2 separate regions of the Homo sapiens genome follow, and region 2 is linked to region 1. Evidence: chromatin contacts called from ENCODE Hi-C or POLR2A ChIA-PET data. All regions are on one chromosome and are shown on one strand. Each heading gives the region's core, a stretch centred on a gene start or an enhancer-like site at or near the end of the contact. The rest is flanking DNA. Distances are from core to core; before and after follow the strand shown.

The links. Hi-C counts contacts between places; a loop is a spot of excess contacts on that map. ChIA-PET counts read pairs that join two places held with the same protein, here RNA polymerase II (POLR2A). Pooled maps may share reads with other maps.
Region 2: a loop to region 1 is called in a pooled map of gastrocnemius medialis, with 1.9 times the contacts of the local background. The contact joins the promoter of RBM41 here to the promoter of RIPPLY1 in region 1. A Hi-C loop is called at or near these places in 4 of 168 maps with a recorded cell type or tissue (CD4-positive, alpha-beta memory T cell, IMR-90, PC-9 and 1 more) and 9 of 50 pooled maps. POLR2A ChIA-PET finds 5 or more read pairs at or near these places in 1 of 52 experiments (A673).

Annotation. Positions count from the first base shown.
Region 1 is chrX:106,901,756-106,905,178 of GRCh38, reverse strand. It overlaps RIPPLY1 (ripply transcriptional repressor 1), which reads left to right and starts at 1,838. Exons shown (of 4, transcript NM_138382.3): 1 at 1,838-2,046; 2 at 2,964-3,039. The coding sequence starts at 1,892. It also overlaps a transcript of CLDN2 not described here.
Region 2 is chrX:107,117,572-107,120,994 of GRCh38, reverse strand. It overlaps RBM41 (RNA binding motif protein 41), which reads left to right and starts at 2,173. Exons shown (of 8, transcript NM_001324242.2): 1 at 2,173-2,229. The coding sequence starts at 2,222. RefSeq lists enhancers at 2,220-2,409, 2,790-2,869.

The DNA of each region.
Region 1 (3,423 bases), core at 589-3,088:
CCTTTGAAGTCACCCAGAACAAGTGTAATCTCATTGCAGTCTAATCCTCAGATATTTGAAAATATCTGTCATTTCCCCCAGCTTTCGTTCCTCCATGGATAAACATTTCTTTGTTGGTTTATTTTTATTTTTTGTGCCTTTCCTTTTTATTACTCAAATAATATCAGTTCATTGTGGAACTTTTTAGAAAATTCAGAAAAACATAAAGTAAAAATCCACCCCACTGTTACTCCCAGAAATGACAACCCTAACACTCTTTCTTCTCACCAGTCTTATTTTTTCTCTGCACGCTGTCCATTCTACATCTTTTTTCTTACCAAAATGGGATCATCCTTTAAGTAATATTTTAGAGACTTATTTTGTTTTCACTCTTTCAATATGTTAACTTTTCCCTCATTCTTCTACCATGCCAATTTTAATATGAAATTGTGTAACTGCCCAATGATTTATCTAACCAGCTTTTAAAAGTTGTTTTCAATTTTCCTTTGCTGAAAAGAACATAGTGGGACTAGAATTGGAAGTGGGGTGAAGATGGGGGGTAGGTGAACAGAGAAATGAGGAGCCCTTAAATTAGTCATGCTATCTTACCATCTGATTTTTTTTTCCATTTTCTGTGTTGAAAAATTATACTTCCCAGAACATGATTGTGAGCACCTGCTTGGCATTCAGTTGCAAGGATTTGCCCTAATTAATGTAACTGGTTTCCTATTATTGGACATTGAAGTTGTTTCTAATTTTTGACCATTACAAACCAGACTGTGATGAACATCCAAGAAGCTAAATCTGTGCTGGGGCTGGACACTGAGGTCAGGAGGAATATTTTCGAGACCTCTGAAGCATAAGGTCCCTGCCAGTAGTTGTAACTAGAAGCTTTCTGGCAAAGGCCCAGAAGGCTGGCTAAGGCCGAGGACTGTGCTCAGGCCTCTGGGCTTGCCCGGGTTCAGTACCCATTTATGTAGCCCCTGTCAGAGAGTGTTCAGGCTGGCATGGTCCTATGAGACCACTGGGCCAGCACCCTCATCTCTTACATGAGGGAACTGAGGCCTGGGGCTGGGGCTGGTCCTTCGGCAGCTCTGTAGTCGGGCAGAACTTTGCCTCTCCCCAGCACCCTGGCTTCTGAACTGGAAGCTAAGCTCTGAGGTTTGGAATCTCACCCAGAGGCCCTGTGAAATCCTGCCTGCTCTCCTTCACTGGACCACTTACTGCTGAGGCTGGAGGGGGCACTTTGACAAATGAACTGATCAGTAAGGGGCTGAGGGGCATTGAAAGAAGACTTAAGGTTTACCCAACAAGCATCTGGGCCTGCTCTGCCCAGAATGCCCCTTTTTTCCCTAACCCAGATGATATGCTTAATGGCAGTCACCCTACATTCAGGTCCACCTGGCAAATCTATCTGAGGTTGAGCTGAAATAACAAGTGAGTCCCTCACTCTCCTTAAAGGGGTCAGCTGTCTCTTCTTGCCAGGAACTGGCTTAGTTAAAGGCCTGTCTATTCAGCCCTCTGTCCCTGACATCTCTGTGGTTTCAGAGTGCTAATGAGCTCCTCTCCTTCCCCTCTCAGGCCTTGCTACTCCCTGGGGAATTCACACAAATGGTGTGCGATTTGCCCCTTCTGTGTTTTTCTTTCTGACTTGGAGGCAAAGCAAATCCCTCACCTCCCACTGACACCATGTTTATTCAACTGGGAGAGATTTCACACCCAGGTAACCCAGCTTTCCCTCCCTGAGCCCCTTCCCTAAATCTTTATCCCCCTCCCAAGTCATCCCACCCCTGTCCTCCCTGAATAATTTATAAGACCAGGCAGGGCTTATAAAAGGGTCTCCCAGGAAAAGCCAAAAGAGTGCAGAAGGTTCTGGGAAGTAGGAGACCCCACTGGCTTTGGTCCCCTAAGAATGGACTCTGCTGCCTGTGCTGCTGCTGCCACCCCTGTTCCAGCCCTGGCTTTGGCCCTAGCTCCAGACCTAGCACAAGCCCCACTGGCACTCCCTGGCCTGTTAAGCCCATCTTGCCTTCTCTCCTCTGGACAAGAAGTAAATGGGAGTGAAAGGTAAGTTGAGCTTAGCCTTTGGCAACCTGAACTTAGGCTTGAGAGCTTCCTGAGAGAGGAAGGAAAATGAGATGTCCAGGGCACCCTGTTCTCTGTGAAGGGGAAAAGCAATGGCCTCATAGCCCTCCCTCCTCAACTCTAGCTGGAATATCTCATCTGACTTTTCACCTCACTAATCCCGCTGGGTGGCAAGAGGGGACTTGGGGACAGCTGTTGCCAAAGCTGAAGGTGAAGCAGCCAGGTCCTCATAGGCCAGGTGGCTGAGTCCCCTGAGGGGGATGGGGAACTGCCATGAAACCTGGGCTTAACACAATCTAGACTGTGGGGGTGGGGAGTTTGGGGAAAGAGGACCAAAGTCTAAAGAGGCCCTTGACTGGGACATTGTCTTTTTCCTGACCACGCCATAAGATTTCCATTTGCTTTTTTCCTACCTCTGCAAGTCCAGTGGGGAAGCAGTGGACCCAGGAACATTTCTGGCCCTCTTCTTCAGCCCAGGAAGATGGTAGAGCTCTGAGTTCTACATCTTGGAGCAGGAAGTAGGAGGCAAGATATTTTCCATCTAGCCCCCACTCATTACTCCAAACATTTAGTCTTCAACAAACATTTACTGAAACAGCTACTGTGTACCAGACATTGTACTAGGTGTTGAGGATTCAGATACGATTGAGCATATCTTTGAGCTTAAGAAGCCCAAAGACAAGTAAATAGACAATTACAAAACAGCATGATAAAAGCAATAATAACATTGCTGAAGCCGAGAGGAGGGACATCTGTCCTGGAATGGGCTCAGGAGCCTTAGGAAAGGCTTCCTGGAGCAGATGGCACCTGAGCCAAGCTTTTGGGAGGTCTCTTGTTATCTCAGGGAGCCCACCTTTCAGTCTCTTCCTCTACGGATTGATCTCTCCTCTTTGTCCCAGAGGAACTTGTCTCTGGAGGCCCTGGCTGTCTTCCACAAATGACTCCCCAAGGCAGATGAGGAAGCTGGTGGATTTGGTGAGTTCGAGCCCTTGTGACGTGTGTTCACATGCAGCCACATGCATTAACAGTGACCAGGTCACTTCCCAGAGAGCCCCTGACCTCAGTCCAAAGGTGCAGATCTGAGATAGCATCCTCACAGTTTTGCCAACATTTGATTCCAACAGAGAGCAGATCCAAGCTTTCTGTGGCAATTGGAAAGATGAGGAGACCAAAGCTCAGAGTGGGCAAGGGATCTGGGCAGGCCCCACAGCCAGTGTGTGGCAGTGCTGGTGCTTGAGGCCTCGTCTCCTGGCACCTTACTCCAGTGCTCTCCCACCCACCCGATCTCCCTGAATCTTTGCTGCTCCAGTAGAACACTGTCCCCTGGAGAGCCTCCAAACAGGTGCTGGAACAGAGGCA
Region 2 (3,423 bases), core at 924-3,423, 220 kb before region 1:
AAGTGGTACATGCTATGCCTGCAGTCATTCACCTTTATGATTCAAGAGCACAGTTATTTGCATGTGACAGGTCTTAGGTAGCTCACCATGACATTTTCAATCTGATAGAAGTTCTCAGGACAGGAAATTCTACAATGTTTTTCAGTAGCTGCTTTTTGGTCCTTTGCTCTAACTTGAGCATGGAAATACAAAGCAGTTTGGATAAGTCTAAATCTACTGATTAACATTTGACTATTTACTCATAGATTACCACTCAATCATGGAATAACTTTAAAACCATACCTTTGTATGTGCTTGACAGTCACCCTATACTTAGGAGGTATCCTCATTTTACAGATGAGAAAACTGGCCTAGACCAGTTAAGAAACTTACTGAAACCCACATGGTCTAGTAACTTACCAGAGCAAAAATTCAAGTCCAGATTGCCTCTAAAACCCTGTCGTGCTATACTGTCAACTGAGAAGTGAGATTCAAATCCAAGTAGTGTGCCCCGCCCCCCACCATTACCTACAATCTTTTCTTCTTTGGCTTCTTGAGATGTAAGAGGGTTTCTCTTTAATTAAAAAAGTATTGACTAGGTAATGTAGTCATGGGTTCAAAATTCAAAGGGCACAAAAAGATACGTGAAGAATTTTTTCTGCCCTTGTCCCTCAGCCATCCAGTTCCCCTACCTGGAGGCATTCACTCATCATTTGTCTGTAAGTTCTCCCAAACATATTTTGTGCATATACAAGCAAACACACATATATATGTTTTTAAGTGACTAGAGCTCCCCTTTTTATGCAAATAGAAGCATAGTATACATATCGTTCTGCACCTTGCTATTGCACTAACTATATTTTGGAGATTGTTTAGTAGCAGTTCATAGAGAACTTTGTCATCTTGGTAACTGCTGCATAGTTTTTCATTGAATGATACATTTTCATAGTATGTTCTTGGATATTTTCATTTCTGTTTTCATAAACAATGTTGCAAGGAATGATAGTAGGTTAGAGGATATATAGTATTGAGGATTCTATTCATAACTGAATTGCTGCTTTAAAGGGAATGTACATTTATGATTTTAGTAGTATCCTCATTTGCCCCCAATAGATGTTGTACCAATTTATATTCCTACCACTAGTGTATTGAGAGCGCCCGTTTCCCCACAATCTCAATAAAACAAGTGTGTTATCAAACTTTTGGATCTTTCCCAATCTGTTAGGTGAAAAATGGTAGTTTAATGTACTTTTAAAAATAAACTTTAAGTTCTAGAACAGTTTTAGATACAGAAAGGTTGCATAGTACAAAGTTCCACATACGTACAACTCAGTTTCCCTTGCATAACTCTGATACATTTGTCACAGCTAACGAACCTTGTTATTAGCTAAAGAGCATAGTTTGTTCACATTTCCTTAGTTTTTACCTCATGTCTTTTTTTCTTTTCCAGGATCCCATCCAAGATACTGCATTACTTTAGTCATCATGACTCCTTTGGTTCCTTTTGGCTGTGACAGATTCTTGTGTTTTTGATGACCTTGCTAGTTTTAAGGAGTACTGGTAGTCAGTGTACTTTAAAATTTGTGAGATTGGACATCTTTTCATACACTTAAAGACATTTGCATTTCCATTTCTGGAAACTAAGAGCCTATGCTTTTAACCACTATACTATACCTCTTTCTTGATTCACCATAATTATCAATAAAACATATGTGGGCCTGAACATACACAGACTTCTGATTCTGAGTGGAGAAAACTCTCAAGTCTCTGTTACAGATAGAGGAGAACCATTAGTACAGGTGATATAGTCAGACTCGTGTCTGATGACTCTGGCTACATCGTGAAGGATGAAGCAGAGGCTCGACTGGAAACGGTAGGTAGGCTGGATAAATCCTTGAAAGAAAAGCAGTGTTGATAAGTTCAAAGGAAATTACAGAAGAGCCAGGAATTAGTGGTAATGGATGAGAGAATCAAGAAGTCAAAGGTGACTCGTTTTATGAGCTGGATATTTTGGGTCTTCTTTTGAACCTAAATGAGAAATTCAAAATAAATATTTGGACAATGTTCAGCATACCTGTCACTTGAGATCTACTTTCTCTTTCTGTTGCCATAGCTCTGTGCTACTACAATTCCCAGAGCCCCATGCTCCATCACAATACCCTTAGAAGTCCGCCGCGCGGAGTTCTGGGACTTGAGGTCCGCGGCCTATTTACCCAAGTTGGAGGTAGGGGCCTGTGGAAACATGAAGAGGTAAGGACTTGTCTGAAGAGCAGGCGGCAAGGGGAGCTTTGTTCTACCTTTTCTTTTGAAAATGGCTTCCATTGCTTTCTGGTTTGGGTATTGCACGTTCTCAGGATGCGGTTTCGTGGGAGCGGGAACACGACAAAGGAGACGGGAGGAGGGGAGACGGGCTGAACAGGCCTGCAGAGCGAAGTTCAGGAAGGGCTGCCACCGGGGCCGGCTGCTGTGGGAATGCCCTCCCGGCACGGGCCCCGGGAGCTGGCCGGGTGCTGCGGCTTCGTCGTTTCACCCGGACCCAGCTGGGCAAAAGGGTTTGAGGCTGACAAATTCCCGGCGCCGGAGATGTAGGTACCTCGGGCCAGCCCCTCGCCGTTCTCCCCTACCTCCACCTCCACCTGAGAAAGGCTCGGGGCGGGCGCATTTATTTGCAACGTCTGTGTGTTAAAGACTACTTGCTTGGGCCCCGAAACCATGTAGCGCTTTCGAATCTTAAAGTAAGGGAGCGGTACTTTGTTTCTAAATGTGGAAGGACAGCACCAAAGCGGTTCGATTTATGGGGTGGGGGGAGGGGAGGTGGAAGGCATTGCTGGGCTCAGTTCCCCTTACTTGTCCTGAGGTAAATGGCCGCTTGAGCCTAAATGGCCTGAGCCTCCTAACTATTGACGGGCTTAAATTAATTTTAGATTCACTCTGCAAGTAGAATCATCACTCTGGAATAGTGCAGTGCATTTAAAATTCTTACTGATATGCTTTCCTGCACTGTCAGTTCCTTGCATCTTTTAAAAAACCGTTTATGACTTTGCCTGCCTGAAACTAACCTTTAATATTTTTTTATGATATCTCCTCCATGCGAAATAATGTATAATGTATATATACAGCTTAAAGAATAATAAAGGTTCGCATCCACTACAAGCTTAAGAAATAGGACATTGCCAGTCCCTTAGAAGTCTACTGTGTCTCTTCCCTCCCTTCGTTCCCCCCTGAGGTGACCACTATCCGGAATTTTGTGTTATTAATTCCCTTGCTTTTAAAAAAGCAAATAGTTTCTAGTACATATGAATTTATCCCTAAACAAAATGTTCCTAGTCATGTATTTGAAGTATTCCTGATACTTCATGCTGGCGTTTCTATTGTAAAAGCTACTAGACTCAATGTGGCTAAAACAATACTGACTTTCCCTTTCCCAAATCATTTATTCCATCT